3 separate regions of the Mus musculus genome follow, and regions 1 and 3 are each linked to region 2. A link is a loop called in an ENCODE intact Hi-C map of the cell type or tissue named here. Cell type or tissue: left cerebral cortex. All regions are shown on one strand.

Region 1 (5,000 bases), 140 kb after region 2:
GGAAGGGGAGGAGAGGGGAGGAGAGGGGAGGAGAGGGGAGGAGAGGGGAGGAGAGGGGATGAAGGAGAAGAGAAACACCAGTAGAACCTTGACTCCGAAGGAATTCTTAAAGTCGGCTAGAAAGAAGTCATTTAAACAGCTAGAGAGGTACCTTAGCGACTTAAGAATTCTTGCTGAAGACCCAGGTTCAGTTCCTAGCACCCACATAATGGCTCATACCTATCTGATTCCAAAAGATCTGGTGGCCCTTCTGGGATCTGTGGGCACAGCAAACACACAGTGCACATAGATACGTATGAGCAAACATTCATACACAGTTTTTTTTTTTAAAGCAACTTAAGTTGCCCTATGAAGGTGGGTTTATGAGGAGTTCCGTGAGAACATTAGCCCCCAAGGCTAGAAACTCCATACAGTCCCGTTTGTTGAGCTACACAACACGGGCTACAAGCTACAGTGATGGTCAGTCTATGCTTTTGATAAAGCGCATCATTTAAAAGTCATGTTTGCTTGCCTTCTATTGCCATGACTGATAACATAGGATCGGTAGGCAGTCACTTAAGATGCAAACAAGCCTCTACAGCTTCCTGGATGTAGAATACTGGGTTTCATAAGCAGCGATCTGCTTGATTACAGCGTGAAAAGGTAACTCCAAAAACTGTATTCCGACTTTGGACATCAAGGATTCAAACTCGTCTTCACTCTGAACAGATTTTCTCTCAGTTGCATCTGCCCATCGTAGCTGAGTTCTTTATAGAATGACACAAAAGAGGCCTTATCCATCTGGGCCACTTGGAGGTTGCCATGTAATCCCGCATCTCATTTTGGTCTTCGTAAGAAGACATAGTTCTCTCCTGTCTAGGTTCAGATTGTCTCTCTAGACGAGAACCAAATTGCCAAGGTCTATCCTGAGAATAGAGATTCCAAAAAGTTAAAAACGTGCTTTTGACTATTGAAGCACTTATGAAATACTGATTTTTTTGCAGTGTGTATTATGTGTTTCTATTGCTAACAAATATGGCAGGCTAATAGCCTCAAAGAGAACAGGTAGCAATCCAACGAAGTGGCCCATTGAGTTCCAAGGACTAGGAAGAAAATTTGGTGTTAAGCTCCATTGTCCAGGAATATCAAAGCAATTATATTTTCATTTAAAACACCATTCTAGTTATATATCCAATCCTGAAACATCTGTTAAAATGTGTTCTGGGAATGACCCTACTGAAAGTCGTTTTCTGTGGCTGAGTGAGTTCTGTATGCTTCATCATCCCTTTTGAAGATACAATCATTTCATGTAAAAATTTCAGGTCAGCCTTCTAATAAAACTCCCTTACCACTGCCTCAGCTAAACAAACTACCTTTCCATATGGCAAATTTTGTGTATAGCAACCTTTTGTGTAATCGTGAATTCATTAACTCCATAGGGAACTATTTTTTGAAAAACCCTGTCTAACATGTCGAACCTTGGAGCTCTCTGGATTTTTAGTTCTACACGTCTGTGCATGGTGTAGCCATTTTTATGGGTGAAAAAAAAAAGGTTCTTGTGGGAAGTACGTATGATGTCTAGTTTTGACTCTCTGTCCACTGAGGATTTATAATGAGCTGAGCAGAGCAAGACCCACAGAGCTGAGAAGCTTAGCAGGTACGTTGGGAGGTCCTGATGAGAAGTCAGGAAGGAGCAGGATGCTAGACCTAGGAGACAGAGAATGTTGTCCTCAGTCAAGCTTGTCCTGAGCCTTTGGAATCTCTACACTAAGACCTTGGCAACTGGTTCCCTATCTAGAGAGACAATCTGGATTTGGAGTAGAATGGACTATATCTTATTATGAAGGTTTAAACGAGATTCAGGATTGCATGGCAATCTTCAAGTGCCCCGGATGGATAAGGCTATCCATCATGACATGTATTCAGATTACAGTAGAGTCTTAAGAGATCACTCACTGGAAGGTAACACCCACAAGGCAGAACTGTTTTGTCAGAACGAAGAATTTAACCACAGAGACAACCTATGCACCACAAAAATAATCAGATAATAATTGCAGACAGGATGTAATTAGCCTCCCGAGAGGCTCGGGCTATAAATACTCTGGGACGGAGAGAAAGAAACCAGCCTGAATGGAGCTGGGAGAAAGCTTGCTATTCTGAGCATTCCTCACAAAGGGCAGCTTTAACTCGTCTCCATTACCACGTGGCAAGACAACAGCAGTCTCAAAGGGCCTTATGCTTAACAGACTTATTTATTGCTGTGTTTCAGACCCGTGTTCCTGGCTAGTCTGGAAGGAGAAGAGACTATTTCCTGACATCTGCAGAACAGTGCTGCTAGCCGAGTATCTTTACAGTGGAGCCGCTACAGTTCTCTGTTTCCAGAGGGCTTTATGTAACGTGTAGGCACATGACATAATGGGTCCGCGGCTCAGGAGCGCATCTGAAACGCCTTTGGGATGCAGTTGGAGAAACTGGCAGAGTTATGGCAAGAGATCAGTGAGGTAGGGTGGACTCTAAGTAAGCCGATTCCTTGCAAGCATCAGAGAGAAGAGAGTTAACAGGGACCGCGGCTTTAACTAGGAGAGGAAAGTGGGATACAATCTGGAAGCAGGTCTGCAGGACAACTGAAGTGGCAGAGATTAACATATGGAAACCAGACAGCAAGCTAGGATCAGAAGAGGGAAAGAGCCTCGTGGGGGGTAAATATAGCTGCAGATAAGGAGGGTGGGAATATTGGATGGGGATTTACTTCCGGCTTTGGAAAAATCCAGGGGGAAGCTGGTAGAAGTATGTAGTCCTCTCATCTTCAGGAGGGTTATGTAATATGGAAGTGCTAAACTTGGCCCGTGTAAAATACTGGCATCCCTTTCCGTGTTATTTTTAAACTCGCTGTTTTTCATTCATTAAGCACAATTGAGCTATCAAGTCCTGCGTAACCCAGGCGGAGCGTAACCCCTACCACCGGAAGGGCAGTGTATCAGCCACGTTGTCATGACAGATCTGCTCTCGGAGATGCTGTCTCGCAAAGTGCGATGTGTCTCCCACACTTTCCAGAGAGAAGCAATACTCCTTAGGAGCCACACAATAACGCATATGGAAATGCATGTGTTTTCTGGAGGCTGAGAGGAGGGGGTGGGGGAGGGGGTGGGAGTGGGGGATGGGTGAGCTGAGCTACTTGCCTGACAGATCTGTGAGTTCTGAAAGTTGACAAGTTTGGGGGAAAACTATTCCAGGTAGGTGAGGGGAGAAGGAACATGCATTCAATTAGCAGTCGTATTGGGTATATACCCCGTTCTTTTAACTCGGCACTTTTAATATCGGATAGAGAGCTGGAGGCACGAGGAGCAGAAGAATATCCTTAGCAGACAAGCATTGCTGTCACCGATCTTGCTTACCCCCTGTGCATCTTTGCCTATGTCAATATTTTATATTATTAGCGGTATTTCCACTAATTGATGCCATTCTCAGTCCTTACTCTTGCTAACCCTCCAAATGAAGGCGCTCTTAAAATGTTGTCAAGTTCAATCAGCGTCCTTCCTTAAGTGGTCTCAGGGTAAATGGATAAAGATCTGTTGGTGATTGACATGCTGTGGTATTAAAACTTACAGAGGCTGCCCCAAGATGTTATGCTAGAGAATGCCTCTGAAGTGAGGGGGGATTGTCCGGTGGTCTTGGTGCTGCTGTGGGTATGAGATGCAGGAGGAACACGTTCTAACTCCTGCTGCTAAAGCCCAGCGAGCTCTGCTGACCACGGCAGCGACGGATACAAAGGACATTTGTATTAACTGCAGGGTGACCCCCTGAAGTCGTAAGTCCAAACATACAGACATAGCATTTCATCAGTACAATCTAGTTCCACTTCAAGTGGAGGAAGAACGTCCTTTGTAAAGTTGGAGGCTGACCTGTTCCCCAATGCTTTCAAGCTGAAGGCTTGGCCCTCATTTTAGTTATTTCGAGGTAGTAGACATGTCAAGAAATGGGGCCTATGGGCAGATTTTTTTTCAGTACAGTGGATGTGACCTTGAAGAATTCTGTGGACCCTTTTCTTTTTCTTTGTCTTTTTCACACATGTGAGTTAATGGTTGCTCAACCATGGACTGCCCCTCCATGATGTGTGAACAGCTACAGGCGTCAGAGGAATCGGCCAACAAACCATGTCCAGGAAGCCTCTGGAAGCCTGTACCAAAGCCAACTCCCTTTCTTCTAAAGGAGTTATCTTAGATGTGAAAATGTGACTACATTCACCATCTTTTATTGAATAGGTATTATACAGGATATGCAATATGCCTTCTCTATGTACAGCTGCAGACCAACCATAGAAACAAATTAAGGAGTCACTCCTAAGAAAGAGACAAACAGTGGGGGCGGGGGGGGGGCGGTGCATGAATAGAAATAAGAACTATTGGAGCCATGCACTTTTAAAAAAATTATTTTATTTTTAATTTATTTTTTACACTCCATATTCCATTCCATTCCATTCCATTCCATTCCATTCCATTCCATTCCATTCCCCGCCCACTCATCCATCCCCTGACTGCTCCACATCCCACACCTTCTCCACACCCCACCCCTTCTCCACGTGGATGCTCCCCACCCCACCTGACCTCTAAACTCCCTGGGGCCTCCAGTCTCTTGAGGGTTAGGTGCATCATCTCTGAATGAACACAGACCTGGAAGTCCTCTGCTGTATGTGTGTTCGGGGCCTCATATCAGCTGGTGTGTGCTGTCTGCTTGGTGGTCCAGTGTTTGAGAGATCTCAGGGGTCCAGATTAATTGAGACTGCTGGTCCTCCTACAGGATCACCCTTCTCCTCAGCTTCTTTCAGCCTTCCCTAATTCAACAACAGGGGTCAGCTGCTTCTGTCCATTGGTTGTGTGCAAATATCTGCATCTGACTCTTTCAGCTGCTTGTTCGGTCTTTCAGAGGGCGTCATGATAGATCCCTTTTTGTGAGTGCTCCATAGCCTCAGTAATAGTGTTGGGCCCTGGGACCTCCCTTGAGCTGGATCCCACTTTGGGCCT
Region 2 (5,000 bases):
TCCACAGATAGGTTCCTTTGATGTTTCATAGGGAGCCAGTGCTATGGAATAGTTTCTTCAGGAGGTACAGATACCACTCTGCTATATCTTCTAGAACATCCCGAAGGTCCATGATACCACAAGCCCCTTTCTAATTATTACCTCCAGTCATTTTTTTTCTGGGAAATGTAGACCTCAGTTATTTAAGGAGAAGTGTTTGCTCCCTTGGGATTTTAACCCGTTCTGTTTGATTCATTCTATGATCTCCCAGTTGAAAATGATTTTCTTGGGTGGATAAATAAGAAGTCTCATATTAGTGATAAGAAAATGATCAAAAAATGTGCCGGTTGTGGTTGGGGTCAGACGTGTGCTAGTAGATCCTCCATTGGACAAGGTAGAGATTACCTCTATCCTTGAAGTAAGCTCTCTTGGGGGCCTATTAGTTTTATGTTAGATTTCAAAGGAGAGGGACCACCCTCCTCCACTGGCACGGAGAAGGCCTCCATCCATGGCCAAGAGAGTCAGGTAGAATTCCACAGGGTCCTATTAATGGCAGCCTGACCTTAATACTGGGGAGTTGTGTCTGCTGCCCTGGGTTCAGCAGGGCTACCTCCCTCACACCATTCACCAAATGAAGATCAGGATGAGGCCAACTTTATGGGCAGACTCTAATTCCCTGGTGCCTTCTTTCAAAGTATTTCCCTGGCCTTTTTGAATTTAAGGACAACTGGAACATTCTCTTCAGTCAATCTCCTCTTCCTTCCTTGACCTCAGGAAGACTTACTTCTTTCTGCCCACCCCCAGCCCTCTCAAAGGATCACTGGTTTTCCTCTATCCAGCTCAAACTAGAGGCGAGATTATGCCGGTCTCTCATAGTACCTGCTCTCTGCCAGCCTCCCCATGGTCTCTGTCCATTGTACCTCTCACTATCTCTCTCACTGTTAGAATCATCATTAAGTCTAGTCTGTGTATGTCTTCCCTTGCTCTTCTCTTCTCCCTGCCCATTGCTCTGCTGTTGACTGAGCATGCCTAAGGGTGGCCTCTGGACCACTCTTGTTCTCAGCTGGAATCCACAACCACTGATGCCCACTGGGTCCAGTTTTGTCTTTCCCCTCTCCTCCCCTCTTAACTGCGTGCGCCTTTTGATCTTCCTGGGGGACGATTGTCTCCTTTTTTCCTTCGCTAAATGCTTACCTTCACTCTCATAAGTAGTCTGGGCTGAACCTTTGCACTTCCTGGAGGAAATGACCATAATCTGAGAAGTGCGGTGCTGCCCATATGTGCCTGGTCCACGTGCTGGGCCTTTGGCGACTACAGTCATGACTCAGGCATGCCACTTCATGGACATTGTGGAGGCACGTCCCCTATCAGCCAACGATGCTAAACTACTGGATTATTCCTATTTGAACCTAGTTACCATTTTTTTCTTCTCAACACAGTCTCCAAAGACCCTTCTCCTTCTTCAGTTACTGCTTTTTTTGGCTTCCTTCCTCAGAATACCTCTTGAACATGCCATCTGTAGTCAAAGTCTTCGTTTTTAAGTCAGCTCCCACATCCCCACCCCACCAAGGCTCTAAGGTGGCTCACATCCAAAGTCCAGTGACTGAGTAATCAATTGTTTTTATTTCTGCCCCAGGTTACTCTCTGGCTTCCTCTTCTACTACCTTACCTCACGTTGGGCTGCCCCAGGACCATTGCACTTGCTGTTCCTAGGCTGCAAATGCTCACGCGGGTACTTCATTAAAGTCCGCATCCACACGTGTCCAGGAAGCCTTCCATAGCAGCCCATCTTGCTCTATACTTGTCTTCTCCGTCTCCTTTCTTTCCCCAGGATTACTTATCACCACATCTAACTCACAGGATTGTTTGTTTCTATCTCCTCATGCCAGGAGAGTTTAAGTTCTGTGAGAGCAGGGATGTTCACTTGTCTGCATCACTGATTTTCGCTCCCGCATGTCCCAAGTGCGGAGCTCCCAGGAAGTGGTTAGTGCTTCTTTGTGGAGTGAGGAGCAATTGGCCAGCACTACTATGTTTTCTAAAGTGTAGTAGCTCATTTTAGAAGAGCGCTGGCTCAAAGCTCTCTGCCTGTATCAAAAGACATGAGTTCCTACTGTGTAGGGTGGTGAGGATTAGGTGAGATAATGTGTTCTGTAGATAATGTATTGTACATCTGTACAATGTAGACTAGACATGTAGGAAAGAGATACAGAATTCAAATACACTATCTACTTTCATCCTTGTTGCTGTCTTCTGGGTGATATCATACCTCTGCTGATGTCATACCTCTGCTGACGTCATATCTCCGCTGATGTCATGCCTCCATTGATGTCATACTTCTGCTGATGTCATACTTCTGCTGATGTCATACTATATTCTTATTTTCCCATTATACCTCCATCCCGGATTGGCATCACAACTCGAACTCATTGGAGTCCATCCCAGCCCTGCCTGCCTGTTATTAGCTTCACGATTTATTTATTTAATCTTTCTGAGCCTCAGCTGCTAACACTAGACGAGGCAGCGACACTTTGTTGGCTGAGTCACGGTGAAGAGTAAAGGCTGTGTTGAAAGGATCTAGGATCCTGCCTTGACACAGAGTAAGAGCTCTGTAGGTCACAGCCCTTGGCCTTGCATAGGGTGCAGATGTGGGTGGCAGAGGCAAGCTCCCAGGCAAGGAGAGTCAGAGTCTGCGGCAGCGTTCACATTCGGATTCTAAAATTGGATCCCCATCAGCAAGCAGGCTGTGCAATCACAGCTCCTAACCCACGCCTTCCTTCTTCTTCTCACCCAGATCTCTCCGTAGTGTTTTTTTTTTTTTTTTTTAAGCAGAGACTGTAATTTTTAGCGATTCTTGAGATGGTTTCTTTTTATAGTTTCTGTCTTTCATGGGCTCTTTCCCTCTGATTTTGAAACATCCTGTCTGGAATCTAGAAGAGTCCATGGGTCCATTTTCATCCTGTTTTCCTTTACCTTGAAGCTCTCTGCCTGGGTTTCGGTCACCTTTGCGTCAGCAGCCAGGCTCGTCTTGTTGGTTAGGTCACACTCAGTTTATTTGCTTCTCCCATTGCTTTAGGGCATCCAAGGAGGACACACACACACACACACACACACACACACACACACACACACACACACTGGGGGGAGGGTGATAGAAAACTATATGAAGACGTCTAACTGATCTGTTTTGACCTATTGTTCCCTCAAGCCAGATGCAGCCAGCATCTACCTCACAGGGCCTGTTCAGTACCACCTACTTTCCCCTCATACATTCTTCAGTATTGCTGCCCATACTCATGGGCTGTCTCAGTTTTAGATCTAGCCCTGTGAATGGAAGAAGCCTTCCCGGGACAGAAGGGAGAGTTAAACCCCACCCCAAACACATGAGCTCATCGATTCAGCATCGTGCAGAACAGAGAGTGGAAGCTTGCCAGCGTCTCACATTGACCAGGAAAACTCTCAATATCAGCATCACTTACTTCCTTTAAAAAAAAATGTACTTAATGTCTTTTGAAGGCTGTCCTAGAAAACTGCCGAGCAAGGAAGATCTGACACCTCAGTGTTATGGAAATATATAAAATAAAATATAAATGACTGGAGGAAAAAAGTTCATATAATTTTAAAAATGATTTTTTTGGGTGGGGTAAGTAAAAGTGTTTCGGTAGGGTGACCACATAATTCTTGGAGCTGGCAAGGGGCTTTCCACCTGTGGAATATGACATTCTTTGTTGCACAGCTCACAACCCACTTTTGGAAGGAAGTGAATCGGAGGATGGCTAATTAGCTTGAATCTATTTCAATGGATGAGAGACAGAGCTCTTCTTCAGCATCTTGGATCCACTGAGCAGTGTTCCACCTCCCACAGAAACAGAGACCGGAAGAACCAACAGCTCCTCTTGCAAGGAAGTCAGAGCTCGCGAGACCCGGCCCTGAAATGTTTGTAATGACGTAATTCTGAAGTAGCCATCTCAAGTTTATGTTTTCAATACTCTTGAAAACAAGCCAAAAATGTGGACATGGGCTCTTTGAAGTTTATTTGTTCTATCGATTGATTATGACTCTTTTTTTTTTTCCATTTTTTATTAGGTATTTAACTCATTTACATTTCCAATGCTATACCAAAAGTCCCCCATATCCACCCACCCCCACTCCCCTGCCCACCCACTCCCCCTTTTTGGCCCTGGTATTCCCCTGTACTGGGGCATATAAAGTTTGCAAGTCCAATGGGCCTCTCTTTCCAGTGATGGCCGACTAGGCCATCTTTTGATATATATGCAGCTAGAGTCAAGAGCTCCGGGGTACTGGTTAGCTCATAATGTTGTTCCACCTATAGGGTTGCAGATCCCTTTAGCTCCTTGGCTATTTTCTCTAGCTCCTCCATTGGGAGCCCTATGATCCATCCATTAGCTGACTGTGAGCATCCACTTCTGTGTTTGCTGGGCCCCGGCATAGTCTCACAAGAGACAGCTACATCTGCGTCCTTTCAATAAAATCTTGCTAGTGTATGCAATGGTGTCAGCGTTTGGATGCTGATTATGGGGTGGATCCCTGGCTATGGCAGTCTCTACATGGTCCATCCTTTCATCTCAGCTCCAAACTCTGTCTCTGTAACTCCTTCCATGGGTGTTTTGTTCCCAAATCTAAGGAGGGGCATAGTGTCCACACTTCAGTCTTCATTCTCCTTGAGTTTCATGTGTTTAGCAAATTATATCTTATATCTTGGGTATCCTAGGTTTGGGGCTAATATCCACTTATCAGTGAATACATATTGTGTGAGTTTCTTTGTGAATGTGTTACCTCACTCAGGATGATGCCCTCCAGGTCCATCCATTTGGCTAGGAATTTCATAAATTCATTCTTTTTAATAGCTGAGTAGTACTCCATTGTGTAGATGTACCACATTTTCTGTATCCATTCCTCTGTTGAGGGGCATCTAGGTTCTTTCCAGCTTCTGGCTATTATAAATAAGGCTGCTATGAACATAGTGGAGCATGTGTCCTTCTTACCTGTTGGGGCATCTTCTG
Region 3 (5,000 bases), 160 kb after region 2:
GAGCGCCCTGCCTCCTGATTCCTTCTACCCTTTGCTATAGTCAGCTCTCTGTTTCTTAGGGACTCATCATAGACCAGGTGGATGGAAGAAAGGATAATCTGGCATAATAGACTTTCTTGCTAGCTTGCTCTTTCCTGTGAGCTCCACAGTGTAGGGCTAGCCTAGTCTAATTCAATCACAGACCCTGGTAAAGAAACTTCTTTTCTTTTCTTTTTTTATGTTTTACACTTCGACCCAAGCCATGCGCTCGTCATCAGCTTTCCACAACCAATTGTGCCTCGGTTCATTGTATTGGTCTTACTCCTTAACTCCACACATGTCTTATGCTTAACTGCAGGGCTTTTGACCCCATGCATTCTGCAGTGTCACTGTGCATTGTATGATTGTGGTTACTGACCAAAAGCCAGACAACCAGCCAGTCAGAATATATCAAGAAAGCTTGGGGGAATAAAAAAAAAAAACAGCTAAAGAGAAATTACTGTGTGGAAGATAAAAGTCAAATATGTTATGATTTGATTTGGCTAAGATAATGTGGTATTAAATTATCTGGTCATCCATATTTATAGCCATAAAATCATTTTTGTGGTGGTTAAATCTAGAAAGAAATCTGTAATAAATAGACATTTTAAACAAAATCAGCTGCCTTATAATTTTTATTGGCTTCAATGTGAGGATAACATAAGTACTATTTTGTTTCAATAATAACACAGTTATTAAAGCAAAAACAGGCAAACATTATTATAGTTTTCCTAATTGTATAATTGGCATTCTGCAAGCCAGTTTCCTCTCTGATGGTTAAAGAGGAACTGTCTATTTTTTAGCAGTTCAGTGTTGTCGCTTGGATGTTAATAAAGCCATATTTTTATCATTAAAGTTTCATTATCCTTCAATTTTAACACATTTTAATCTGCATTGTTATTACCTATTTATGGAAGGCATGGATTTGACCCTAGAAGGAAAACACACAAAATTTCTTATTCTTAGAGTGAATTTTCAGTAAGCATTTACTTTCATGTACAAAACAGTTGGTCAACATTCCTTGTAGGTCAGAAAGACCCTGGAAAACACAACATGTTCCTCGTCTAATGATTGGGCACTTCTCCCTCTTTTCCTTGACTTGATTTAAAATCCCCACTTGGAGGTCCCTTGTTTTGAATTTGGAGAAATCTGTGATATTCTCAGGCCATTTGTAGTCAAGGAGGTGGGATGAGTCCTTTATTTAAAGTAGCATTCCTGTGATTTATTTTTTCATTTTGTTAAGAGGGCAGGGGCGAGAGGGATGCACAGTTCCGCTATGAAGAGTACAAGCTGTTCTTGTAGAGGCCCCAAGTGAGGCTGCCAATACCCATGCTGGGTGGTTCAAAACCATCCAGCTCCCAGGGATCTAATGAGCTCTTCTGGCCTCTGGGACACCCACACTCATGTGCACATACCTACATGTAGACATACACATACACGCACGATTAAAAATTGAAAAATAAGTCTTTAGAAAGAAAAAGGACTGTAGCCTTCTTTCTCTTTGGAACTTGTCACGTTGGCATCAGGAGCTCTGGCTCTGTGACCTGGGAGAGAGACATTTTTAAATGTTTGGGTCTCAGTTCTCGCTCTCCGGAGTCCCACATTTATGGGGCTGTTCTTCGGGCCGTTCCCTCTGTGTGAGCTAGCAATTCTGATTGAGCTTACTTTGGTGTTATTTATGAGGGTGCTGAGGAGCAGATGACAGATGAATCGGCAGCAAAATAGTGAAGTCAGAGAGAGTGTGTGGGACGAGGTGAGGGCGGCTCAGCGGGGCTGGCAGCCTGGCTCTTGTCCCTCCCTCTGCTTCTGATAACTTTCTCCATGATACACTCTGGATGATCTCACACTAAGGAAAACCTGAGGGTGGGTTGAGCAGGAAAGGGGTGCGTTTTACTGGCAGAGAGTGCCAAGCAGAGTCCAAGTCTCATTAGCTATGATGGTTAAAATGATGGAACATTGGGTAGGAGGAGTTAAGACAGGCAACAGTGGTCGCTGATTCAGTTCTGCTGCAAGATCAGTTAAGGCAAGCAGGAAAGAAAGGAAACACTTAGATTTAGATTTAGTTGTCTCATTTATATGGTCAACATATGTCACGCCCCTAGAACATATGCCTGTCTTTAAAAAGTTGCTTAAAGAATATTTTTCTCTTCTAAATTTGTATCCTAACTACTCTCTCTCTCTCTCTCTCTGTGTGTGTGTGTGTGTGTGTGTTTGCATAGCCTTCATGAGATCACCCAGGATCATGTGATCGCCTAAAAGCCAACTGATATCTTAGGCTCATCTCCTGGACCACTGTAGTCTTTGCTGCTTGTACATTGTGGTGTTTGCCTTTATTTTATGACGCTTCAACATGAGAAGTCCTTTGAGGATATAACTTATACATAGAAGTTGTCACACTTTGCAATAACAAAAACTATTGGTGCAGAGCGGGAAGGGCGTGTGCTGGCAGCGGGGTGTAGGAAGACGCCTGCTTAACCTTAGCTGCTCGAAGTTTGATGGGAACTCAGGTGAGAAAATGTATGCAGTGTCAACAGTAAACAATACCAACAGTGAACAAACACCCTCACCAGTATGGCGGAGGGGACTATAAAGAACCTACAGAGGATGTCTGTAAACACAGAAGAATGAGAAAGAATGGTCACAAAGCACTCTCCCTTTCGACTACTGACCACAAGACTTCCTCATCCCTACCTAGATAAAGCATCTCCAGGCTGAGAAGTGTTAAATTAGAGTCCCAGTTTCCTTTTCTGTAAGGAAATGATGTCTCTCTGGTCTACACAAATGACTTTGCATTTTCAGCAAAGGAAGGAAGTAGTTCCAGCCCTCCCTCCTCCTGCCTACGAGCCTTACACTCTAAGCTGGGAGAAAGAAAGTCTGAGTGCATCTCCAGGAGCCATCTCCACAGTCTGTGTTCTAGGACTGTCTTTCTACATCTCTGCTGGTGATGCCCCACACATCTGTGAGATACGAAAGGTGTCTTTGCTTTGCTTCTTTATTGAGAGATGGGGTTTGCATCTGTACCTGCTTCCTTTTCGTCAGGCAAGGCCCTGGGACTATTCTATCAATAGAATATGACCAACTCAAGTCTCAGAGACTTCCACTTCCTGTCTTTGGGAATGCTAGCTTTGGAGGAAACTGGCTGCCATGGAATAGGTCAGGCTATCCCAAGGCTGCCATGACTGGAAGAAACCCAAGACACCCAGAGAAACCTTGGACAAAACTGTATCCTCCTTCCTCAGTGAATTGTTTGCCAAGTGTTCTGTCACAGTGACTAGGAACTAATGTCATCAATACCCTTACTTTATCTCTTTGGTCCTTGCTTTTCTCTGTTCTATTCTCCCCATGTATCATCTTCTCTCCCAAGGTTTTAGAGTTTATCAATCATCCGATGAGAGAAGGTATGGTAGAGCCCATCACATCAGAGGCCAGGGAGCAGAAAAGATGAAGACACCTGCTTCTTCTTTTTGCCCTTCATTTTTTCGGGTTCATAGCCTGAGGGATGACGTTTCCCACATTCAGTGTGGGTCTCCTCCTTTCAGCTAATCCACTTCGGTGACTTTTTTTGTTTGTTTGGTTTGGTTTTTTGAGACAGGGTTTCTCTGTGTAGCCCTGGCTGTCCTGGAACTCACTCTGTAGACCAGGCTGGCCTCAAACTCAGAAATCCACCTGCCTCTGCCTCCTGAGTGCTGGGATTAAAGACGTGTACCACCATGCCTGGCTGACATTTTTCACAGAAATACCTTGTAGTGGTTTGAATATTTATGGCCTAGGGAGTGACACTATTAGGAGGTGTGGTCTTGTTGGAGTAGGTGTGGCCTTGTTGGAGGAAGTGTGTCACTGTGGGGTTGGGCTTTGAGACCCTCCTCCTAATCACATGGGAGACAGTTTTCTTCTAGTGGCCTTCAGATGAAGATGTAGAACTCTCAGCTCCTCCTGCACTATGCTTGCCTGAATGCTGCCATGTTCTTGCCATGATGATAATGGACTGAACCTCTGAACCTGTAAGCCAGCTCCAATTAAATGTTTTCCTTATAAGACTTGGCTTGGTCATAATGTCTATTCACAGCAGTAAAACCCTGACTAAGACATACCTATGGAGATATGTTTCACTAAACTCCAGGTGAAGCTAAATCCTTGGCAGAGAAGTTTAACTATCATAGAAACAGATCTTTTCGCCTCAGCTGTTTCAACCAACACCATGTGGACCAGGGATGAGCCACCTACTTGAACCCACCCTGAGCACATGCCCAACATGATCAAGAATGAAATCAAACAAGCATTATTAGGCAATATGAGAATCAGTTCAGGATGGCACAGAAATGAATACCTGAGATCAGGTCTTTTGAGACACAGGTCACATAATTTCCCTTACAGTGGAACCTGTCCTGTTCGGAGGGGAGGCAGTGTTCATCTTTCCCTAACTTTTAACGGAGCATTTCTCAACCTATGGTTTGCAACCCCCTTGGGGGTAGCTTATCAGATATCCTGCGTATCAAATATTTATATTACACTAAATAACAGTAGTAAAATTACAGTTATGAAGTAGCAATGAAAATAGTTTTATGGCTGGGGGTCACCACAACATGACGAGCTCAGTTAAAGGGTTGCAACATAAGGGAGACCGAGAGCCATGCTCTAAAGCCTCATGCTTAAAGCAAGCAAAATTGTTTTTATTGCATATCTCCTATGGTGGGTGATTTAGATACATTTTCTCCCCCCCTCCCTTTTTTTTTTCAAAATGAATTTATAAAGAAGCCCGTCTTGTTATTTTCTTAAGAACGATGAGATTTAGAATTGCCTCTGATGAAGAGAGGTGGTGATCTGGGGACTGGGTGGAGCCCAGGCTAATTGGGCTGTTGACACAGCAGTGCCTGGTGAACATTCTAGACTTGGTCTTCCAAGACTGTGACTGACTTGCCTATGAATCTAGTTCCCGGGGTCCACTGTCAAAGCATGGTTTCTGTTCACTGTGGTGTTCCCCA

Evidence for each region. A loop is a pair of places that touch in the nucleus more often than their neighbours do. Peaks named below come from ENCODE experiments on the same cell type or tissue, not always from the same donor. Only the 100,000 strongest peaks of a DNase experiment are listed, where the experiment ranks them.
Region 1: it touches region 2 in a loop (5-fold over the local background); 5 of 42 quality-filtered maps call a loop at or near these places.
Region 3: a loop joins it to region 2, with 5 times the contacts of the local background. A loop is called at or near these places in 3 of 42 quality-filtered maps.

The regions. Positions count from the first base shown.
Region 1 is chr15:93,822,667-93,827,666 of GRCm38, forward strand. No RefSeq gene overlaps it. Among named protein-coding and RNA genes, the nearest start is that of 9430014N10Rik, 100 kb to the right of the region's middle. In left cerebral cortex, no CTCF peak of the experiment used is centred here; DNase peaks (open chromatin) are centred at 2,406 and 2,693; H3K4me3 peaks cover 1,041 bases; H3K27ac peaks cover 2,277 bases.
Region 2 is chr15:93,687,578-93,692,577 of GRCm38, forward strand. All of the region lies in intron 1 of Gm41387 (a long non-coding RNA gene), which reads left to right. Among named protein-coding and RNA genes, the nearest start is that of Gm30339, 16 kb to the right of the region's middle. In left cerebral cortex, no CTCF peak of the experiment used is centred here; DNase peaks (open chromatin) are centred at 1,999, 2,677, 3,282 and 3,758; H3K27ac peaks cover 1,407 bases.
Region 3 is chr15:93,844,141-93,849,140 of GRCm38, forward strand. No RefSeq gene overlaps it. Among named protein-coding and RNA genes, the nearest start is that of 9430014N10Rik, 80 kb to the right of the region's middle. In left cerebral cortex, no CTCF peak of the experiment used is centred here; DNase peaks (open chromatin) are centred at 1,909 and 2,853; H3K27ac peaks cover 2,311 bases.